3 separate regions of the Homo sapiens genome follow, and regions 2 and 3 are each linked to region 1. A link is a loop called in an ENCODE intact Hi-C map of the cell type or tissue named here. Cell type or tissue: heart right ventricle. All regions are shown on one strand.

Region 1 (8,000 bases):
CAGGGAGGCTGACTCAGATACAGACGAACAGAAAGGAGGGGAGGACTAACATGAAGGTTGGTGCCATCTCTCCAGACCAGGGCCCCAAGGAAAGTCTGTTTTCCTTTATTTTTATTTTTTTATTTTTACAAAGGATCAATGTGAAGTCATATGTTTTCCTTCTATACAACAGATTCTGGTGCAGTGGCTCTCGAAGTATGGTCCTGGGACATGCTGTGTCAGCACCTTCTAGAACAAACATGTCCAATTCCTGGCCCGCGGGCCACATGTGGCCCAGGACAGCTTTGAATGCAGCCCGACACAAATTCGTAAACTTTCTTAAAACATGATGAGATTTGTTTGCATTTTTTTTTTTTTTTAGCTCATCAGCTATTGTTAGTGTTAGTGTATTTTATGTGTGGCCCAAGATAATTCTTCTTCTTCCAATGTGGCCCAGGAAAGCCAAAAGATTGGACACCCCTGGTCTAGAAACTGGTTAGAAATGCAAATTCTCAGGCTCCACCCAAGAGTTACTGACTCAGAAACTCTGGGGGGTGGAAGGCTTGTTAGGCCAGCACACTGTAGCGTAACAAGCCTTCTAGGTGATATGTATGTTCAATTAAGCTGGGAACCACTACTGTAACTCATTGGCGCCCAGACATAAGCTTAACCCTCAGGGTATATAGGCTGAGGGTTAAGGAGAAGGGAGGACATGGGAGGTCATCCACAAAAGTGAAAAATAACACTATGTCTAAAAACAAGCAGGGAAGAGAAGCCAGTACGAGCCAGCGGGGAGATGCTAGGCATGGAAGGCCATGGGAGGTAAACAGTCTCCTCCATAGTCAGCTACTGCTGACGGTCTTCCCCGCCCTTTCCTGAGACAGATACACCTGCTGAATCAATCATCTGGGTTTATTTGAGGGAAAGAGTCCAGGCTGTTCTTTTCAGTGGTACAAGGAATTCCCTCAGGATTCAAAGGAAGGTAATGCTAAGGTCTCACCCAGGCCCCACCAAACACTTCTCAGGTTAGCAAGTCTCACGCAGCGCTGCCCAAAGGACAGGTGGGAGGCCAGGCATTAGGGAAGAGCAGAAGCAGGAGACAGTGGCCTTTCTGAGCCTTACACAAGGGCTCTCTGGGATGCCGCTCATCTGGACTGTTTGTCTTCACAGAAAGCCAATGATGGTTTTCAGGGACTACAGCTGAGGAAGTGTAAATATTTACCAAGTCTGTGGTTTAAAAGTGATAGGACACACATGAGTCAAATAAACATCAAACTGACTTACATCTCCTTTTCTCACATAATCGGGGTTCTTATAAATATCCCGGGCAAGGCCAAAATCACAAATCTTCACCACGTTGTTCTCAGATAAAAGAATGTTTCTCGCTGCCAGGTCCCGATGAATGCACTATAATAAAACAGTTGCATAATCAATGCATTTCCTTAACCTAACCAACTAATTTCCTACACCTGTCAGTGTCATTATCTTAATTTGGGAATCCATTTCACATGCTGTGAAGGGAGCACCTCTCGGTGCACACAGAGTTACCATAAACATGAAGAGCCTCTCTACAAATACAGGTCCCCAAGCCCTCAAAGTCAAGAAATGGTCTGAATCCACTGGGCTACTATTTGATCAGCGAAGCTGGTTATCTAAGATTTACCAGTGGGCAAACTTTCCCCACAGTCTTTTATCCTGAGCTGCCAAGATGAGATCTTTCTCCAGCTGCAGTTTTGTGGGAGGGCCCTATATGGCTATATTAATAGTAGCTCTCCTATGAAGTCATGTCTTCTGAGATTTGGGCCAGATTTGAAAATATGCCAGAGGATACTGTGGAGAGCCGATGCCAGGTTTGTCTAGTCTGAAACCTGTGAGTTTTCCCCAGAATTAAGTTCTATCCACTGGTATCCATGACTCCTCATTCTCAAAACTCCTCATATCAAGGCAAATTAAGGCACTTGCAGTGGTGTTTGTTCTACATTTAAGAACATAGGTATCAGCAAATACTAGGAAAAATGAATTTATAGCAAAGGTGTGTGTCCAGCCCTGGCAGAGAAGAAAAACAGTAAACAGCAAGACTGACCTTTCTGGAAGACAGGAACTCCATGCCTCTGGCCACTTGAAAACTGTAAGAAATCAGATCTTCCATAGTGATGGGCTCCTTGTAGAAACCGTCAGAATCTGGAAAGCATTAGAACCGTAACTGTTTGTAATGGCTCTTGTTATCCCACCAAATCCCAGTTTATTGGAACAATGTTAGCAAAACATAAAACAAACCAACAAGTAGATCAGAGTTCATTTTTAAGAGTATTTGAGTTTCAACATGAACACCAGAGATTTTTCCAGGCCTCCAGCCCACTTTATCCAAGCATGGGGGCAGGGGGATGATCCATTAAGATGAAAATCCCTGAGGGGAGAAAACGGTACAGTTCCCTGTCAAAATTAGTAACTCTGTAAATTATCTTAATTCAAATCTTATCTCCTCAGGACATTACCATTCGAGTCTCCCACGGATGTTTATTAGAGTGATAAATAAGAAAAAAATTTCAGAGATGCATAGTATGTTGTAAAAATATCTCAGCGCGTAGGACAGGAAGGAATTAATACCTACCCTCCTCTTCCTCAACATCACTCAGACTTTTATCTTCCTGAAAGCCGGAGCTCGCAAAGCTTTCGCTGCTGGTGACGCTATCTAGTCTTGGTTTCTTGCCTTGTTCCAGGCCTGGCTCCATTTTTTCTTTCTTAGGCTCCATGTGTAGTGCTGCATCCTTTGAAGAGACCGAAAAGGACCCAGGTGAAAAGGAGCTCCAGCACAGCAGTGGGAAACCAGTCCCTCAACTGGCAATCGCCTGATGAGAAATGAGAGCGTTTCACTTCTCAAAATGGATCGTGAACTAGCACAGGGGCCCTACGGTGTCCAGGAGCCTGACTACCTCTGGAGTTGCAGAGTCTATTGTGCTCTTGCCTGGGCTTCTAGACAGCATCTTAGATCAGATAAAAAAAAAAAATTAAGAGTGGTGGGTATTTACTGAATGCTTACTCTGTGTGAGCTGGTATATTAAAAGCTTTAGGTACATTTCTTGTTTAGTGTTTCCAACAATTTTACGAAGTAGTTCTTATTTATACATGGAGAAACAGGTTCAGAGAAGTAAAGTAATCAAATTCACATGCAGCTAATAAATAGCAAAGCTGGCCGGGCACAGTGGCTCACGCCTGTAATCCCAGCACTTTGGGAGGCCGAGCCAGGTGAATCACGTGAGGTCGGGAGTTTGAGATCAGCCTGACCAATATGGAGAAACCCCGTCTCTACTGAAAATACAAAATTAGCCGGGCATGGTGGTGCATGCCTGTAATCCCAGCTACTCAGGAGGCTGAGGCAGGAGAATTGCTTGAACCCAGGAGGTGGAGGTTGCAGTGAGCCGAGATCACGCCATTGCACTCTAGCCTGGCCAACGAGAGCAAAACTCCATCTCAAAAAAAAAAAAAAAAGCAAAGCTTGAACCCAGGATTGGTCGATGCCCACATCTGTGCCCTTAACCACTTTTCCATGCCACACGCCATCTTGTGAAGGATGACATCACTGAGAGGAAAGGATCCTCAGTGTGCTTGGTGCTTCACTCTGTAATCCCTAGGAGGAGTTATAAGAGAAGGCTATAGTTACCAATTTCTCAGGTTTCTTTGGGGAAGGAGGGAACATGGACATTGCTTTTTTTCTCTTCCATTTAAACAAAGATACAGTTTGATCCTAACAAGGGTAGCAATGGCCTTTCACCCTGGACTGCACATCCAAGCCCTGGTTCATTTGGCTCTTCCATTAATCATGCGATCTTGGGCAAGTCACCTTACTTTTCTGAGTTTAATTATCCTCTTCTGAAAAGCTCTATTATACTATTATTTTATGATTCATAGGAAAGGAGTTGTCAGTTCTGGGTGTTCATGGGAAACCAGAAAAGATTTTTATTGCCTTTTGTAATTCATCTAGTAACTATGACACTCTAAAACCTAGCACTTTCAGTGGCTTTATAACAAGACCATGTTTGTAGCCTAGATTCTGCTAGACAGCAATACTGAGGCAGAAGCAGAGAGGGACTGGAGTTCAGTGGTGTCCCTTGATCCATTTGCATGGTGTGGCAGTTCTAGGATTAACCCGCGTACCCCATCCTTCCTGGGCTTTTCTAGAAATGTCACAAAGCAAGAGTGATCCCTCCACTAGAGGGCACAGTGGGAGCAAGCAGAGCACTGGGAGAAAGCTTCAGGAGGGACAGCCCTAACCTAGTCTAAAAGCCAAAAGGGCACCAAGGTTCCCAGCCCCTGAAAAGAGACCTTCCGGGGTTGCAGAGGGAGGCAGGCCTCAGAGTGAATACCCACTGCCATTGCAGGTAACCCACCTGAGGGCAGGTAAAGACTTTCACTATTTGTTATTGTGTTTCCACAATGCAGTTATATTGGATTCTGTTCAGTTGGGGACTGGAATTTTATTTTTCACAAGATCCTTTGTGGGACAGAAGGCATCAGAGAAAGCGCTGGCAATAGCATGGGGAGAAAAATGCTCCACAGGCTCACTCAGGGCTCTGCATGTGAAAACTCTCCCTGGACAGCCTTCTTCCCCACGGCACCCAAAAGTCACAGCCTAGGCATGTCTCCAAGGACCAAAACTCAGGCTCTCTCACTCCCTTCCTGACTCCCAATCAATTGTATATTCAGCTTTGCTTATCAGTACCACTTTTGTTAAATAAAGGTAATTTACTGAACTCTTGGGACTCTGGCAGAATATAGTGAATTTATTACAAACCATATTTAAGGATCCCAGTTAATTTATTTGGAAAATGAAGTATTCCATTTTCAATTTAGCCTTTTGGTTTTGCCTTTCCTTTACCTTTATCTTCCAAATATGAAAGACAGCCATGGATTTTCCACAAAAACACTAAGCTCCACCAAGTTGCACAGGGAGGCAAATCATTAAATATAGCCAGAGAAGGAAGCAAACTCTTCAAAACAAAGGACGCACAAACCCAAACGTTCCATCCTGCCCAGGTCCCTAGGGTATTCTGCTGGCTTAGCTCTTCCTGAAGCCAGTCCAAAATTTCAGTACTAAGGGGAATTTGTACTGCCCTCAGCCCAAGGCACCACTTTCCACTTTTTCTTATGCTTTTTTCACCTCATTTAGTGTGGTGCACAGAAAAGGCAGTGGAGGAGGAGTCAAGAGAGCTGAGTTCTTTCACCTTCTGACTTCACCTCATGGTAGGTGTGTGTCCTTAAGCGAATCACTTGACTTCTCTGAACGCATCTGCAGCCTGCGAGTGTGAACCAACTGATCACAAAGATCCCTTTCAGTTTCAAGATTCTAATTATTAGGCCGGGCACGGTGGCTCACACCTGTAATCCCAGCACTTTGTGAGGCCGAGGCAGGCGGATCACCTGAGGTCAGGAGTTTGACCAGCCTGGCCAACATGGTGAAACTCCGTCTCTACCAAAATATTCAAAAATTAGCTGGGCGTTGTGGCGGGCTCCTGTAATCCCAGCTACTTGGGAGGGTAGAGGCAGGAGGATCACTTGAACCCAGGAAACGGAGGTTGCAGTGAGCTGAGATCACACCACTGCACTCCAGCCTGACTGACAGAGAGAGAAACTCTGTCTCAAAAAAAAAAAAAAAAAAAAAAGGTTCTTATTATTAGAGGACCTGACTTAAACCTGGGGAAAATGATGTTCTTGCATATATTGCCGGTCCGGTAGAACATCTCTGTCTTTAATTAGATCAAAGTTTGAGGGATGAGAAAATTGGCCAGCTGTCCAGTGGTTCTTATTTGTGTGTGAAGATTCTTGCCCACATTATAAAGATGGGCATCATTCTTGGATTTCAGACATTTTATCCACCATGTAGATCAGTGGTACGAAGTTGGACTCACCCAATTTTTCTATCTTAGTAGGTCAATGATGTTGATGATGATGATGACAGTGGTGGTGACAGTGATGATTAACATTTATTGAATGTTTGACTGAGAGATTTTTATTCTCTCAACAATCCCATCAGCTGGATTCTATTATAAGCTTCATTTAATAAACGAGGGAACTGAAACAGACAGGTTGAGTAATTTGCATTCCCAGATTTCATGAGAAGTAGAGACAGGATTTGAATCCAGGAAGTCTGATTCCAGAGTCTCAATGTTTAACCACCACACTACATGGGTTCATCACCAGTGTTGCTGATTACTGGTTAATAATGTTGAATCACTGTCCCCTGGACTTCTTCAGCTCAGAGAAGGACACAGTATTGGTGCCATATGTCACACTGGCAAAGTTTTAGTAAATTATTTCTCCTCCATTCAATAATCTCTCTCTCTCTTTTTTTTTTTTTTTTTTTTTTTGAGACGGAGTCTCACTCTGTTGCCCAGGCTGGAGTGTAGTGGCTTGATCTCGGCTCACTGCAACCTCAGCCTCCCAGGCTCAAGCGATTCTCCTGCCTCAGCCTCCCTAGTAGCTGGGATTACAGGCGCGGGCCACCACGCCTGGCTAATTTTTGTATTTTTAGTAGAGACGGGTTTTCACCATGCTGGCCAGGCTGGTTTCGAACTCCTGACCTCACAAGATCCACCTGCCTCAGCCCCCAAAGTTCTGGGATTACAGGCGTAAGCCACCGTGCCTGGCCCAATAATCTCTTTTAAACCTTGTTTGCCCTTAGGTCTTGGGTCCACATGTTCCTTTTACTACACAGCTTTTATTTAATAAGGCTGGTTCAGAGTATATGTAGGGATGACATGGGTAGTGAGGGTGTCAGGAAGTAGGGGAAAGGGCAGTGGAAAAGAAAGATAATGATTTTTGGCCCTGGCCACATCATTGGTCTACTGCTGATTGTCAAGTCACTCAGTTGATTTAGCCTTAGTCAAAATCTAACCTAATAAATGGAGACAATTATATTAACTATTATCTTCCTTAAAGAAATAAGTGACTTGTGTATGTATGTTTGCGTGTATGTACACATGCACACATATATAGGGGGAGAAAGAGAGAAAGTTATTGTTAGATATTTAGATAAGTGGCTAGTAGATTTACTCTCCAATTATGGCTGCATACGCACACAGGGATCAAATGATTCTCTGTGCTATCCACACTAGAGTGTAACAGATTATCAGGGGAAAAAACATGAAAAAAGGAGAAGAAGCAGAGATTGAGTTTTAAGTTTAATCATTAACAACACAATACAGGTTTCTCTTGCTTTATGTTGTTACAGACTAAATGAAAACTCATTGCTATCTTTAAAAACCTCCAACTTTTGAAATCCTTACCTTGTTGAGAAAAAATAAGTCACGTTTGCTCTTGAGGTAGTTGGAGAGATTTCCATATTTGCAGTATTCAACAATCACCATCAGAGGCCCTGCAGCCAAAACAGCACATGCTCATGCTCAGCCACACCAAGCCAGTCAGCCATTTGCCAGCCTTCAGCCTGCCTGAGAAACCTCAAACCAACCAGCCTTTGTATTAGTGGGGCGAAGGGATGCGATTTAGGGATGAGAGGCCCATGAATACGGTGACTTTTTCAGTTTAACCTAAGAAGGGGTTTAAAGAATACAATTGAAATACAAAAAAAAAAAAAAAAAAAAGGAGGTGAGGGGCAGTGCAGAAGCATTAGAGAGAAAAGATTGGAAGAAGGACAGAAATACGTTTGAGGAGGGGAGAGGCAAAAGCCAGCCTCCCTGCCTCTTAACCAGACCCTTGCGAGTAGAGCGGCTTCTGGTTACTGTCACACCAGTCCTGGAACTATTAAGCAGCTCCTCCCTCCCTACCACGACAGAGACGGCTACCTGGCCGTCTCTCGCCAGCAGTGTCTGCGCGATTTGCCTTGGGGCTTGCCAGAGGATCTACAGTAGGAATCGGCAAACTCTTCTTGTAAAGGTCCAGCTAGTAAGCATTTTAGGCTTTGCAGATCAAGGAGCTACTACTCAATTCTGCCTTTGTAGCCTGGAAACAACCAAACAAGTATGACTGTGCTCCAAGAAAACTATGAACACAGAGATTGGAATTTC
Region 2 (8,000 bases), 170 kb after region 1:
TGCAATGACAAATGCACTGAAAAATGATGATATTTACTTGATACCCAACACACCCCTAACTGTGAGATCCAAACCAAGAATTAGACACGCCTGGCCTCTACTAACACCAGCAGGCTTCGCATTTAACATTCACGTGCCAAGATAGCTTCTCTCACTTTTTCTCCATTCTTATCCCCACCCACATACACATATCAGTTTAAAGCACTACAGAAGCTACTTACTCTGTTATTTGTTCTTGTCTTGCCCAACTGCCCAAGCCAGGTCAAATATCAGCCATAACTCTGCTGTGTAGATCTCAATAGGCTGCATAACCTTCCTCGAGGACATTACATTATTTTGGTCAATATGAAACCATTTTTTGGTAACACATCACCTTCAACTTCCATATTAAATAAATTTAAAGTAGACTTAGAAATGTCTCGATCATTTTTGGAAAGAACAAAGTAATTACTTGGTTTGTTTCTTAAAAGTCACGTAAAGTAGACTCAATTTTAAATAAGGGGTTTAGTATCCCTGTTAAAATCTGGAACTTTTTTTAAAAGAATAAAGCCATTCTGTTAATCAAATAAGTGTTAGCTTTAAAAATTCAAGAAATAAATAGGGGTTTAAAATGACTGCTATCCTTAGAAGAGTTAATGCAACTAGAGTTTTGAGGGAGCATCTACTTTATAGAGTTATACATTCTGCTAGTGAAAAAAGCCCAAGATAAAGATGACTGCTGGCTCAGGCATCCTCTACCAGCCCATCTCTTCCAAAACAGCCTATTCAAGGCCAAATTGACTGGCTGTTTAGGTACATGCTACTAAAGAAAAAGAAAGTTTAATGTGATTAGCAGGGGAAACCCAGTTCATCCTAACAGCCCCAGCATCATATGGTTTCTCATCCACTCTATATACAAATATAAATAAGGTGGGGAAGAGAAAAGAGAAAGACAGACACGGTGTTCAGGCCATTTCTTGGAATCATTCATTGAATTTTGGAGTCAGAAAAGGGCCTTAGAAATCAACCACCTATACTAACGTCTTCATTTTACATACGAAAACAAAGTACCCACTTGGTGATCGTTAGAAAAGAAACCAGATAGCCTATTATAGAATGTCCAACAGGGAAATTTTAAAAATGTAACAAAGTGCTAAAATAGTAAGCAACAATATTTGAGGAACTGGAGTAAGTAGTCACCTACAGTTCCTTTGTAACATGATGCTTCAGTTGGAAAACTGTAGGCTGCCAAAGCTCCTAAATAATTAATATTTCGAATATGCAATTTAGACCAAAAAAAAGTGCAGCTTCATAAAACCTTGGAGAAAACAACAAAAATTGTTACAAAAAATTAACTTTATTATAAGAGATTTATTACATTCAATTTGAAATAGGTATTTTCATGTGCACTTTGATTTAATATTATTAATATGGACTTCCTTCACAAAATTCACAATTTCAGTATTTCCACTTAGTTATAGTAAATTGTAAATGTTAGCTGTTCAAGAACTCAAGAAAAATGAGGGCAAAGAAAAAGGTCTGTAGCTTTCATCCAGGTTGTGATACCTTAAAAGTAAGAAATGAGACTCAGAGCTGGAGAAAGAGGACTGGTATCCTTTATAGAGAAAGAGCAATAGAGAGGACTTGAAAGTATCTGAATTATTGGCATCTTTTTATTTCCCAGAATGTCTGGAAGAGGTAAATAAGCGCTTTAGAGGGGAAAGGCATTATCTTTTTGTAATACTGAGCCTCTGGTTATTTTACCTCTCAATGCATGTGCACACCAGGCATGCACACACACAGAATATTAATAGCTGATAAGTATTCAAAGATTACATAGTACCTGAAGGAAGGCAGACCCAGGTTCATAATGACGCAAGAGAACTCTGCAGTGGGGAACCGTGGCTTCTTACTAGACATTGCTTCCCGGATATGCAGCCTCTCAGTTGAGCATGAAAGCCCTGATGCGGTTTGTAAAGTAGGCGGTAGCTGATTGTTTTACTGTGAGATGCTTGTTAACCAGACAGAGAAACTATGAGTTTTCAAAAGCACCCATGATGCCGACTGAGCTAACATGAACTAACAGAGTGTTCTGTTAACTGTTAGGTAAAGAGGTTCTCAGCTTGCCAATGTTAGTCCTTTCTTCCCAAAAAAGTGCAAATAAAAAAAAAAAAGAAATTCAGAGTTGCAAAACTGCTGCCCCATTTAAGTAAATTATAATCTAAGAAAAATCACAAGAGGATCCCACTCACATTTCTGTAAAGTTTCCACTGATCTAAGATGCTTCCAATTACAAAGAAAACGATGCTTCACTAAAGTCAGCATGTTTTCAAAATAAAGATATAATTATGTGAAGCAGAAAATCTAATAAATCACGTACTTTTCCCTCCGTAATTTTAGATTCATGTAATTTAGCTAGATTTATCTTTACATAATAGTCGAGTGAGGTATTTAAATTCTCTAAGCAATTATATTTTAATACAAGTGACTTTTCAAAACAAAAAATGTATTTGTGAAATAGAAAATACAACATTTTATTTAATATAGTTATGTTAGCACCTTTCCCAACCTACAGTGAGTTCTCAGAAGTTACCACTTCGCCCTGTCTCCGGGTTTAGTAGTTTCTCCAATCTAATTGGAACTATTACTTGTTACTTGGAAACTGACGGTCTAGTTAGTCTTCCCACTGAGAAAGAATATTTAATTATTACTGCTTTTTGGGTTTAACAAGCTTTTTGTTGTTGTTGTTGTTGTACTACGCTCCATCCTATTGACTTTTCTTCCCGGGAATCATTGCAATGACTTATTTTATATTACTATATTTTATTTCATATTTTACCTTTTCTCCACGATGCTTAAAAGAAAGGCGCTCCGAAATCTGGCTCTCTGCGCCCAGGGGAACGAGGCACAAATCTCCGCCACTCAGCCCCACTGAGCAGAGACTGCGAGTCCGAACCCTCAAGTTCCTCGGGGCTTTGACCCCTCAATGGCGGCGGTCTAACTGCTGGTAAAACCCCCGGCCCCTGACTGTTCCACCGCCCGTCTCCCAAACGCCCAGCGAAGGCTGACTTAGGTGGCGGGCGGACCTCATCGATTCCTCAAACCACATCGTTTGGTCAAAATCGCCCGCCCTCTCTTCGCTCGGATTTTAAAGGCTAGGCTTGTAAGTCAGTAAGTTAACGGTATTTGGGCCCTGGGCTGCCCTTGTGGGTCAGGGTCACTGATGTCCGCGACACGGACTGGACCGCGCACCACGCCTGCTCCCGGCAGAGGCCCCACCCGGGTGGCTGAGCGCAGCGCACTGGGGCCCCGCGGTCCGAGAGCGGCGGGGAGGAGCGGGCGCTCGCCGAGCGTTCCCCGGGACAGTCCGGCTTGGGGACTCAAGCGGGTCATGGGATGCCGGCGCTGGCCCTCTCCTGAGATCCTCCTGCTCCCCCGCAGGCACGAGTCCCCTCCAAATCGGCTCCCCTCCTACACTCTCGTGACGCGAGGTCGCGGCCAGTGCCCAATATCACCAAAGTCCCGGCCTCAGCCCAGCCCCGGGCAGCCTGGCAGGCTTTCAGGAGCCTCTGCTCCCGGCTCCGGGGGACCCTGCGTACCTGCCCCAGGTCCTCTGGGAATGGGCTCTGGGTGCCAGGCAGGTCCCGGTGCGTGCTGCTCCTAGTGCCCAGGGCCTCGGCAGTGAGACCCCAACCCGACAGCTGGATAAGGGATCAGCGATCCTGTCGCAAACGGACAGCCCCAGCGCGGACCCGGTCTGAGCGCTGATGCTCGCGGGTCCAGGCCAGCCACTCCTCGAGGCGCTCCCTCGGAGAAAGGGCGCAGCGGCCCCAAGCGTGCCCGCTGCAACTAGTGTCCCAGGTTCTCGCCGTAGCCAGCTTCTCCGGGCTACAGCCTCGTCTCCCCGCGTGCACCCCGCCCTGGCCTCGGAGGCTCTGCCCTCCGGCCGCCCCATCGCAGCCCGCCTCAGGCCCCGGCCCCCAGCCGCGCCTCACCTGTGAGAAGCAGACAGCTGAGCAGCGCGCACAGCAGGACCCCGGTGTCCCAGTAGCTGACCATGGTGAGCGCGACGCGGCCTGCTCGCCCGGTGCCCGCGCTCCCCGCGGCCAACGACCCGGCCGCCAGAGTCCGTCCTCTCGTTCGCCGCCGCCGGCCCCGCGCCCTGAGCGCCCGTCTCGCGGCTCCAGCCAGGAGACAACCACTTCCCCGGGTAATCCTCGCCGCCAGGCGCCCGCTGGCCGCTGCACCCGAGCCCCGGAGCCCGCTCCGAGCCGCCGCCGCTGCCGGGGAGGAGCCGAGAGGAGTGTCCGCCTGGCGCGCTCCGAGCCTCCCGCGGACCTCGATGAAGAGCAGCCGAGGGCGGGGGCGATTTATAACCTTTCCCCAGCCCACTTCCTACCCCGGCACCTCCTTCTGGTGACGTCAAGGGGTCCCCCACCCCTCATCCGCCTCCCCACCTACCCTCTTCTTCCTCCCAGGCTCGCTTCCCTGCGGCTACGGAGAGGGGCGGGGGCCGACGAGGGCGGGTGGCCCGGGGCCGAGCGCGCGTGGGGAGGTGCTGGCGACGCGGGCCCGGGAGCGCGGCCCCGGCAGGTTCAGGGTCTTTGCTCCGCGCCCTCTTGCCCTTGCCCCTCCTCCTGCCCATCGCGCTCAGGAAATCCTTGCAGACTCCCTCCACCCGGCTTACTCAGCTCTGGGGGCCGCCCGAAACTGGGGAAGGGACAAGGCTGAAGCTCCGCCGCCTGGCCCTAGGGGCGGAAAGTCCGATCCAAGGGAAGCTGGCCGCGCCTCCGCGACGGTGTTCTTGGCACGGAGGACTGAGGCGCAGTCCGGCTGTCTCCCCTTGCCTGCTCTTCCCGCGCTGTCCCGCCGCTCCTGACCCCTTCAGACTGTCCCGAGAAGTCTAGGAAGGCACCGGAGACCCTCGGCACAAGGCACTGAACCTGGAGCGCCTGAGGGGAACTGACGCTTGCTTGGCACCTTTGGGAAGACTGCGAACCAGCTCAGGTCCCAGGGGAGCGTGTCCGTGTCTTTTTCGGCCGCATTGATGCACCCGCCCAAGTCATTTCCTCAGTCTTCTGCTTCCTAGAAGCAAAACAAGGAATAACATTATGATACCTTTAAAAAGCTGAGGCGTGAAACTGCTCCTGCAACTTGGAAGCGCAGGGCACTTGAACTTTATTCCCTAAATGCTCGAAAAAGAAATCTTTCTGGTGGCAGCTTGCTACTCAAGATGAGTGACTCTGACCACAACCGGCTGAAATTAACTTGAGGCCCTAGATCATTTGCTATGACACTAATTCCACGTTGTTCCTCAATTATGTCTCCATTACCTCAAAGGCTGAAGTCGTCCTGGCTGCACGGAGCAGCCCAGTCTTGTCTCTGTAAATACCGCAGATTTGAAAAATAGTCCTATTGGAACCCGTCAGAGGGATGTAATACAAGGGACTGTGATGGCTCTTGAACGGAGCCAGAGACTCTTCCTGAAGGACTGGACTACCTCCCCGCCTAGGAAGGTTGGGTAACCCAAAGTTGCCACATTTCTGGGCTGCACACCAAGGAGAGGCCCCGGCCACTCCACACAGGAAATGCACGTCTGGGCACCTGGAGCCGCAGGACCTGAGCCACTAACTGTCCCTGGATCCCTTCTGCTTCAGAGGCAAGGAAGACTGCCGGAGTCATTGCTTGCCTGCTGGCTTCACCAGCGCTTTCTGTTTTTCCAGTTCTCCTCACCACTCTTCCTGGCGCCTTTCTCTGCCTCCCGCACCCCTGCCTCCTCTAAAACCCACAGCATCATCCCTCAGAACAGCTGGAAGCGGACAGCTGATCCTTCTCCTTGCTGGTCCCCCAGCCCAGAACACAGCCTGGGACATACGTGCGGAGCCACAGTGTCTGTTGGTCTCACCTGAGAGCTGCTTGTCACTCCCACACCCTCTTTCAAGGAGAAGCTGTCAGCATTGTCCTTCTGCAGCATTCAACAGGGGCCAGGCATTGGGTTAGGGCTGAAAACACTGATGGAGAGCCATCATCTTTGCCTTCTAAAGGGCTTGGACTGTGATAAGAAGGTGGACACTTGAAGTGGCTGCAGGACCGGCATTCCAGTGCTGGAGGGGTGTTTAGTCCTCCATCAGCTCAGAGAAGTAAAGGCACATTTATTGGCAGGGAAAACCCAAGGAGGGCTTCTCAGGAGAGACACACATTTGACTCTGGGGGAAAGTGGTCCATAGTACCATGTACAAAGGTTTAATTTGCTAATACATTTTTTCAAATGCCATTTTGATATTTTTAACTCATAAAGAGACAACACTTTCCAAACCTGCTGCCAGCAATGAATCTACATTGTGTCTGTAAAGCCAGAACAGGTATTTGATGGACAGCTGAAACAATCTTTATAATCTAAGATGCTAATCAATGATATTAACATGTTGCTCAATTATTTAAGGTTAGTAGAGTCACAGTCGAATCTAAGATTTATATTAAAACTATGCTGCAGTAAGGGTGGGCTTCCACATTTCCCAACTACTCTTTTGAAAAGTTGCTTTTAATTAGAGTCAGCAATTTATTGACTATGACTTCTTTGTTAGTTGCATTAGCGTTCTCACAAAGAACTCAAAAATGCTACAAATTTTAGCTTAGATATGGGGAATAAATGTATAGCTCCCAATCCTCTCCCCAAAAGAGATAATACCTTTGAATGAGAATGGGCTATAGCACTCTCCTAACTAAATCACTAATGAAAGAGGTTTTATAGATAATACTGATGGAGAAGATGGAATTCAACACGCCTGGTGGGTATAAAAAGCTATTGAAGTAGGCAATCTGCTTGCTTCCTGCTCACATACAAAAGAACATTTCATCTCCTGTTTGGTTAGCAAAACCAGACACTCTCTCTTGTTATCAGCTACAAACATTCTCTTGAGGTTTCTTTCTCACCCCTATTCAGAAGCACACTGTTGCTAAATCCATCAGCTTTAATATTCGAGACTGAATAAGAGTGTTGGAGCACCAGTGTGAGAGACAGGAGGGAGCCCAGGCTCTCACCTTCCTCCAAAGACCAAGCATGGAGCTGATCAGCCACAGTCACTGAGGATCAGTCAGGAATTTCTTTTCCACTTGGGTTAGGTAGCTTGATACAAAAGGAAAAATACACTCTATGGGCATACTCTGCATAATGCAAATATGTATGGTTGAATACAAGAACCAAATGATCTCATAAAACCCTTCTGTGTTATATTTTAAAAAGCTTCACAGTACATATCCTCTGGACAGTTCAGGCTCCTTGGTCTAAAAAGCACACGCTCCCAAATCTCTGCTAAGAAGTTCTGCGGAGTTCACCAGGCAGGCACATGTATGAGTTTACTTATCAGATGCTGATGACCCCATTGGCTCAAAAGTCTTGCTATGGGAAGCTACCACTGTGGCTGAAATGCCCCCATTTTCAAAGAACTTAAACATCTTGTACTGGGTTTAAAAGCCATTCAACCCATCTACCGAGTCAATTCGTGGAATTCCTATTCAATGCTCCAATATCTCCACATGAAAATTTATTGAACACTTAAAAACACCTCCTGTGCCATGGGCATCTTGTCTCCAGCCTCAACATCCACATCCCTTTGGTCACTCTTCAGCTGACACGCTCCAGAAATTCCATCCAGCATATCAGTGTCCCTGCAGGTGACACGCTTAGGATTGAAAATGCAGCACAATTATCATTTCCCTACTCCTAGAGGTAGTTTTTCTTTCAGGCAGAGAGAAAAGCCTGTGGGAAGGCCCAGTGGGAGCGAGGAAGGAAAATCGTTCAGGTGGGAAGAGCAGCGTGGAGAAGGAAGCAAAGGGGACAGCCCCCTCCTGGAGATAAGGCCAGTGCCACCGAGAGCAGGGCAGCACTGCCCTGGTGGCACCTCTGGGGCCGCCGGCCTGGGCTCCCTGGCTCCTCCTGTTCCTGCTACTCATGCTCCCGTCTGCTCCTGACTACCTTCTCCCGGGCATGGGTGGGCGCTGCTGGTGTTTATAAGATCGCC
Region 3 (8,000 bases), 310 kb after region 1:
ATTTATATAAATATGCACATGTATTTACATATACATTTATATAAATACGCACATATATTTACATATACATTTATATAAATACGCACATATATTTACATATACATTATATAAATATACATACATTTATATATGCATTTATATAAATATACATACATTTATATATACATTTGTATAAATATATGTACATTTATATTTACATTTATATAAATATATACATATATTTGCATATATACATATATTTATATATACATTTATATAAATCTATACATATATTTACATATATACATTTACATATAAATACATATTTCATATATACAGTTTCACCTGAGGCCCTAGTAACCCCAGCTATAGTACTTGGAACAAAATCCCTGAGGATTTACTCGAGAACGCACCCTCAGTTCTCTTTGAGAAATCATACAGGATGACAGTTTCCAGAACACTGCTTATAGGAAAACATTCTCCCAGGTTTCAAATGGGAGAGGGCTGTATTACAGAAACTATAAACTCTTCAGCTCAACCTCTCCTGAACATGACTGTGGACGTTCAGAAAAGAAATCCAAGAAGACTGAAGAGTCAACGTGAATTCACTAAGTGCAAATCAGGCCAGGCTGACCTTGTTTCCGTTTTGGGGTGGGTTGGTAAGTTAGAGAAGCAAACCTTACCCTCAGCTCTCAATACCCTGGTGTGTAACAATTAGTGGAAAAGGAGGAAGGAAGGGTTATAACCAGTCTCCAGAAAATTATACATAATTCAACCTATATTAATCTGTTTCATCCCTTTAAAATGTAAAAGAGAAAGCTCCAAACTGAGCAATTGTTACATTCAAATACTCTTTAGAGGGCTTTGTATAGAAGAAGGATTAGATTTCAGAGGGCAGAGCCAGGATAAGTGTGTGCAAATTACAGGGAGGCAGTATTGTACCCCAAATAGGGGGAAAACTGTCTAACGCTTAGGACACTGTTTCTTAAACCTGAGTCATGTACAGACTCCCTAATAGAAAAAATTCTCGCAAATTTCCAGGGTTTACGAATTGTTTTTCTATAACAGTTCTTAGTTATGGACAAACATACAACTAGGTATAAAGTTCTTATGCTTACAGTTATACACATTTACAAATTAAGTTTGTAAACTGAATGTATAAATGTATACATTAAAGACAAGCAAAGCTACAATGTCAACAATATTTAAATAAACAACCTTCTTTTAATGGGAGAGATGATGTTTTGCTGAAGCAAAATCGTCATTCAGAGCATGAATATGGTATCGATGGCTTTTGCCTTGGGCAGTTGTAGACCGCCGTGTGAATTGTGATAACACAAACCAAACACATTTCTTTTTCTGAACCATAGAGAAATCTTCATTTATGAAGTATGCTATAAGGTTACTTTCCTTCACTAAAATTGACATCATGGTTACCTATTAGGACCAATTCTGTTCTTTTTTAATTCACTCCCAATTAAAGTGGATCTACTCTCCTAACACATAAACAAAAATGAGCACTGAAAGATACCTTCTGGTAGCCCTCAGATAAAAAGTGATTACTACATTCGCCAAAACTCATAGAAAATACAATCAGGGTGAACCCTAATGGGAAGGCTGAACTTTAGTTAATGATGTTGTATCAATTTTGGCTCACCAATTGTGACAAATGTACAACACTAATGTCAGATGCTAAAAGTAGAAGAAATTGGAAGCCAGGCATAGTAGCGTGCACCTGTAGTCCTAGTTACTCAGGAGGCTGAGGCAGGAGGATTGCTTAAGCCCAGGAATTTGAGGCTGGAGTGTGAACTGCCACTGCACTCCAGCCTAGGCAACGTGTTAAGACCTCATGTCTAAAAAGGAAAAAAAAAAGTGTGGGGGAGAGGAAATTAGGGATGGAGGGCCAGGGGGTATATGAGAATTCTCTGTGCTTTTTGTTCAATGTCTCTGTAAACCTAAAACCGCTCAGGAAAAGAAGAAGTCTACTAATTTTTAAGAAAGTGGTCACCATAAAGTTCTTATGTATTAGTTCTTTTTAGATTATTGTCCACATGAAAAGACAACTATTTCTAGATCTTGTATGAAACTCTTGTACCTCCAAGAATAATTCTATATATCTCAGGGTCTGTACCGTAGTTTTTAAAAATGCTGAAATTGAGAGTTCAAGAATGGAACGAAGTATTCTAAAAAGTCGTTAGAACTTCTTTACTCAAAGTGTTTCAGAAAATGCCTAGAAGGTCATCTTTTAGAGAAGTTCTTCTAGGGATTTTTGCTTTTGGAGAGAGGTCAGAGCACAGGATCTCTAATTCCAAGATTATATAATTCTACTTGGTGTTTTTTTTTTAAGATTTAGCTTTGAATTCATTTGCTTTTACTGCTACTTTTCACAGACTGTGCAATGGCCCAATGTCAGAACCATGAGGTGATGAAATTTGTAGCTTTCTAAGGTTTTTCTTATTCCCACAATCCTGTTCAAATAGCAACAATTTCATTTAGGCCAAACCAATTGCTAATTTTTGGTCCTGGGAAAGGATAACTAATAAACCTCACATCATTCCAGTGAACCCAGATTGCATTCCTTTCTGATGGCTTATCACATTGCACTCTGGGTTAAATGCCATAGTTATAGCTCCATTTACATATTTGGGTAATCCATTTTCTAAGTGTTCTCTTAAAGAAAACCTAGAAAACGTTTCTATTTCTTTATTCCCTTTGGAAAATATTTCCTTGCAGGAATCTAAGGCTAGAATTGAATCTGTAAAAGGACTCTTGTAATTCTATACTTTTTAAAACCACTGTTTGAATTTTGTTGAATTCACATACGTGCATTTTCGTTTAGTTTTAGCAGACAACACTGCCATGATAGGAGTTGTAACGTCATAGGCATTGAGTAGGTCAAATCTTTTGGCACTGGGTCTAAAGATTTGATTCCTCCAATTGGGGTGGTATTGCTGAACTGCGGTAGAACTGTTTTCCATTAGAAAGTAAAGAAGCTGGGTCCTCGTCATAAATGTGGGTAGCTGAGGGAGGAGTACAGTCACGTTTTCTGATTTTCAGCCTGTCTTTCTCTGCTAGGCAGCATTCGCCCCCTGTCCCATTACATCAGACCACTCACGATTCTGACCTGGAACTTCCAGAAAGAATGGCTGGCTTGGAGGCATGGCTTCTTATCACCACCCACTGTCTGCTCCAAGAACTGCAGGAGCATTTCAAAACCACCAGGGCAGGTGACTCTCCCAACCGCAGAAAGAGGAAATGTACTAGAATAGAAAGAAAGAATAAAACGGAAGAACAAATGAGCATCTGAGGAATACACCTGAAAAATGAATCACCAAGGGAAACCCGTTTCTATCTTTATTTTGATGTTTCCAAAAGGAAACCCGTATTTATAAAAGATCACAACCAAAGTTCAATAGTCTGAAATGAGATGATATTTTCAATATAAAAACAGGATCTACTCATTTTTCTCAATTCATATTAAAAACAGTTGTTTGATAGCATTCCCATGGAGACATGTAAATTTATTTATTTTTTCTAATTGTTATCCCAGTGTGCTCCTGTTTGAAAGCTATTACAAAATTAGGCCGGGCACGGTGGCTCACGCCTGTAATCCCAACACTTTGGGAGGCTAAGGCAGGAGGGTCGCTTGAGCCCAGGGGTTCAAGACCAGCCTGGGCAACATGGCAAAATCATGTCTTTACAAAAAATACAAAAAAAAAAAAAAATGAGCCGGGTGTGGAGGCACATGCCTATATTCCCAGCTACTTGGGAGGCTGAGGCGGGAGGATCACTTGAGCCTAGGAATTCAAGGTTGCAGTAAGCCATGATTGTACCACTGCACTACAGCTTGGACAACAGAGTGAGACCTTGTCTCAAAATAAATAAATAAATAAATTAATTAATTAAGCTATGACAAGGTTAGCATCAATATATTTTTGAAAATAGTAGCAGTCTGAATACAGACAAAACACGCCTCCTTGATTTGAGATTCTGCTTCTTTTTCCACTTTACTGTTAATTCCTTTTTTTTTTTTTTTTTTCATACTTTCACCAGTTTCAGGAAAGGGTGGGTTAGAGTCAGGGGCTTCCTGAAGCTTTTCAGAACAAGAATTCTAATGAAGCAGTGTGTTCAGAGGGGGGTCCCCTGAGAATCATGTTTTGGAACATACCGACCTCATGTGGTATTATCTTTGCTACACTTTGCAGTTTCGTGTGAAACTTATTTTTGGTCTTTAACAAAGCATGTCCATGTTTATCTTAAATGCTGAAAAAGTTTAATAGTTTAAAACAAAACTTTTTAAAATAATTAAATATACAATGAATGCTGAAACATAAAAGTCAGACAGAATGTTACCTTAACAAGAAAGGGCTTCCTAAAGATCAAAAGATTGCTGTTTGTTTTATTTGCTAAAGACAAATAGCAAGTACTTTCACTTTAGGGGATTCAGATTGCTATTGAAGGAGCCTAGGCATTTTTGTTGCCCCACCCCCACCTAGATAAAGGCTTCCTCTACCTCATTCATAGAGTGGGAAACTTGCTTATTGATACTAAAAACATTGACTGCGCATTTAGAAAAATGGAATGCTGACATTTGATTAAAGATAGTATAGGATTCAAGCCAATGGCATTTCTGACCATGTCTTTCAGTCTTACTTAAAATTAGAGGGGAAATAGACACTACCTTGGGTTTTGCCTTATTCTGTGTACGGGTAGTAAGTAATTAGTGCAGCACTGAGCGGGAATGAATTATACTGAGTGCCAGTGCTACCAAGTTCCACCCCCTCTCATGTTGAGTGGGATTTGTTTGTTTTAATTTTTTGTAGAGACAGGGTCTCACTATGTTGATCAGGCTAGTCTCAAACTCTTGGCCTCAAGCAGTCCCCCTGCCTTGGCCTCCCAAAGTGCTGGGATTACAGGCATGAGCCACCACACCCAGGCTTAAGCTGATTTTAATGCCACCTTTAATAAAGAAGAGAAGAAACAGGCTTTTCAAGAATAAAAGCTCTCTTTCCCTCTAAATATTTCCAGATTTGGGTTTTTTTTTTTTTTAAAGTCAGTGATATTAATTAAGTCAGTGATGGACTGCTATGTCAGAATAGGACAAGATGAAAATGTACCCTCAGTCCAATCTAATCTGCAGTGGCCTATAAGAGATGGGTTTGTATAATGGTGGTCCCTTTCTTTACGGGGCTGTTTGCATAAAGCAAAGCAACTTTGGATGATGTAATATCTGGTCATTTCCATCTACAGCTATCATATGGGCCCTATATAGTCCTGCAAAGAGAAATAACAGTTCTTGTCTTGTGCTACCTCGAAATAGCTTCAAAATGTTTGCTGTTTTTTATAAAAACTTCAACAAATATTTATTTTGCACATGGCTAGATCATGATTTCTGGTTTTTGTTTTGTTTTCACCTCATCGTTTGTGGGTTCTCTACCCAGGCAGTATAGTAAAGTTTTTAAGAGCTTGAGCTCTAGAATCAGATAAACTGACTCTCACTTACTTATGTGATCTGAGCAGATTAATGAAGCTTTGTAAGCCTAATTTGCTCATTTGCAAAATGGCAAATATTAGTAGTCCTTCACTTGAAAGGTTGTTGTGAGGATTGAACATGTGTAAGGAGCTCGGCACAGGACTCAGATAGAATCCATCAAATAATAACTTGTTATAATAAAAAAGGACATATGTCCAAGTCCTTAAATCAATTACAAGGAACCTAAAAGACTTTCTGCAGCAGTTGAGGGAAATCAAACACCACTTCTCTTTTCAACTCGCTTCCTTTCTGTTATCAGCTCATGGGATTACATGGCTGTTCTCACCAGCATGCATGTTTGTAAGCAGTCTACAGCTCATGTTGTGAGGGCAAAAGATGGAAGAAGGTCATGAAACAGAGTGACCCTCATCCATATAGAAATGACAAAATATGCATGCAGAACCTATCATTCTTTAAGACTCTAATGAAATCCGGCTAAAGGAAATTACAGTGCGTGATAAATGATATTCCATGATTTCAGGAAATCTTACCAGAAAAACCCAAAAACCTCTCATGGTTGGGTAATGCAAAGATTCTAAAATACCAGATACTCCCCAGATCCCCAGATCATGGCTTTGGATTGTATTGAACCAGCAAATTATTTTGTTTTGCTTAATTTACTTTAATGGGAGGCAGTATGGCAGAGTGGTGACATGAGGTAGCTCAATTGTTGTTGTTTTAAAAATTGTTTCATAATTTTGCTATCAATAATTGCTTGTGATTCTTGAGTAGCATTCCATAATTACATGCTCATAAGAATGGTGGGAAAGGTAGTGCATGTGTATTTGAGATAATAAAAGATTTTAAAGTATCAGAGGGCTGGAGGCAGTGGCTCATGCCTGTAATCCCAGCACTTTGGGAGGCTGAGATGGGCGAATCACTTGAGGTCAGGAGTTTGAAACCAGTCTGGCCAATATGGTGAAACCCTGTCTCTACTAAAAATACAAAAATTAGCTGGTGTGGTGGCGCATGCCTGTAGTCCCGGCTACTCGAGAGGCCGAGGCAGAAGAATGGCTTGAGCCCGGAGGTGGGGGTTGCAGTGAGCCGAGATTGCACCATTGCACTCCAGCCTGGGTGACAGAGCGAGACTCCATTTCAAAAAAAAAAAAAAAAAATCACAGTAGGAGACCACTACTTTCTAAGGGAGGAGTCAGAAAACAGGAATAGTGATTTATTTAGACTAATTCTGTTATGTCAGGCATCTAAAAGAATTTAGTTTGAAGAAAGATTTGGGTTTCTATGAGAATGTATGAAAGCTCTAATTTATTATCTATTCAATAATTTTATATATAGATTTTTATTGAACTGAAAAGATAATTTTAGAAAATCCTTCATTTCCTCCACAGCATGGTTAACATTAATATTTAGACTGAGTTTATGAGTGTTTTCCCAGCATTGATTTCATAGTTCCTTGTCAGTTCTGGACGTAAAGGACAAGCTTTGATCTGAAGTGCGGCTGATTCAGTATGAGGGCAGATTGTGCTATGGAGATGGTTTTATGATATCTCTGTTGGGATGTTCTTTACAGTTACATCCTGACCTGCCGAATTATTAGTAAGTAGACAGTCATAGCTCCAATCCCATAACTCGACCACAAAAATAGAATTCTAGCTTCTTTTAATATGAACATTATCTAGATAGGACTATATCTAGGTCTTTCCTGACAAGTTATATGATTTAGTGCTTTGTTTCTATGAACTAAAGTTAGAAACTCGGAGTGACTCATTTTTATTTTTTTTTACGCATCTAAGTGTACAAGGAAATCAGACTGCTTCTGGTGTTGCTTTCTTTAAAAGAAAAAAAAAAGACATGCTCGTTGTTGAGTATCCTTTTTAGGTCAGCAATTCTTAAGTGCAGGACTTATTGGTATCCGAGCGGAAAGGCCTGAAGCTCTGATTTATCACAACTCCCTGTGAGTGGAGTCCTTCCATGGCTGGAGAAAGGAAAACATTTGTTGTACTAATACTGAATGTGCTTCCTGTGTAAAATAACCTTTAACTCTGTGGAGATCCCCCATTTTAATGACCAGGGACGTAGTGGAAGAAGAAGGAAATCCAAATTCCCCACAGGCAGCCTCTCTCCTCAACAGCAGGACAAGCTGCAGCCCTCCTCACGACAGAAACGCTTACTGAGGTAATGCCCCGCTAGGCTCTCTTTCACCTGTTTGAAGACACGACTCCATGAATTGTCATCAAATGTGTGTGACATTTTGACCTATGAAGAACACTGGGCGACAGCAGTCAGGTATTGTGAGGTAGCTGGACCAGGGGGAAGAGGACCGTCCTCTCATGCCAGCTTCAGTTATAGGCACTGCTGGGAACCTGACCAATAGCAGAACCAGCCCTCAAACCCCAAGCCAGACTTCAAGTTTCTAAATCACCATATCTTTACTGTAGAAACACTGTTAAGCCTGCAGTGACTGCCCTGGCCATGAGAATGCCTCTTTCTTTGCGAAACTTGAAGGGTATTCCCTACACTGGAGGGGAAA

The links. Hi-C counts contacts between places; a loop is a spot of excess contacts. Peaks named below come from ENCODE experiments on the same cell type or tissue, not always from the same donor. Only the 100,000 strongest peaks of a DNase experiment are listed, where the experiment ranks them.
Region 2: a loop joins it to region 1, with 2.6 times the contacts of the local background. A loop is called at or near these places in 18 of 110 quality-filtered maps.
Region 3: a loop joins it to region 1, with 17 times the contacts of the local background. A loop is called at or near these places in 86 of 110 quality-filtered maps.

What each region holds. Positions count from the first base shown.
Region 1 is chr13:28,320,200-28,328,199 of GRCh38, forward strand. It overlaps FLT1 (fms related receptor tyrosine kinase 1), which reads right to left. Exons shown (of 30, transcript NM_002019.4): 20 at 7,263-7,351; 21 at 2,591-2,747; 22 at 2,063-2,160; 23 at 1,264-1,386. Among named protein-coding and RNA genes, the nearest start is that of FLT1, 170 kb to the right of the region's middle. RefSeq lists a silencer at 973-1,267 and enhancers at 2,030-3,229, 7,894-8,000. In heart right ventricle, CTCF peaks have their summits at 4,188 (motif pointing right) and 4,391; a DNase peak (open chromatin) is centred at 4,192; H3K27ac peaks cover 3,058 bases.
Region 2 is chr13:28,490,806-28,498,805 of GRCh38, forward strand. FLT1 (fms related receptor tyrosine kinase 1) reads right to left here and starts at 4,323. Exons shown (of 30, transcript NM_002019.4): 1 at 3,975-4,323. The coding sequence starts at 4,038. RefSeq lists silencers at 3,809-3,858, 3,939-4,058, 4,179-4,228. In heart right ventricle, no CTCF peak of the experiment used is centred here; DNase peaks (open chromatin) are centred at 3,494 and 4,556; H3K4me3 peaks cover 6,009 bases; H3K27ac peaks cover 5,987 bases; H3K27me3 peaks cover 5,869 bases.
Region 3 is chr13:28,633,748-28,641,747 of GRCh38, forward strand. No RefSeq gene overlaps it. Among named protein-coding and RNA genes, the nearest start is that of POMP, 21 kb to the right of the region's middle. In heart right ventricle, a CTCF peak has its summit at 3,159; a DNase peak (open chromatin) is centred at 3,144; H3K4me3 peaks cover 540 bases; H3K27ac peaks cover 3,818 bases.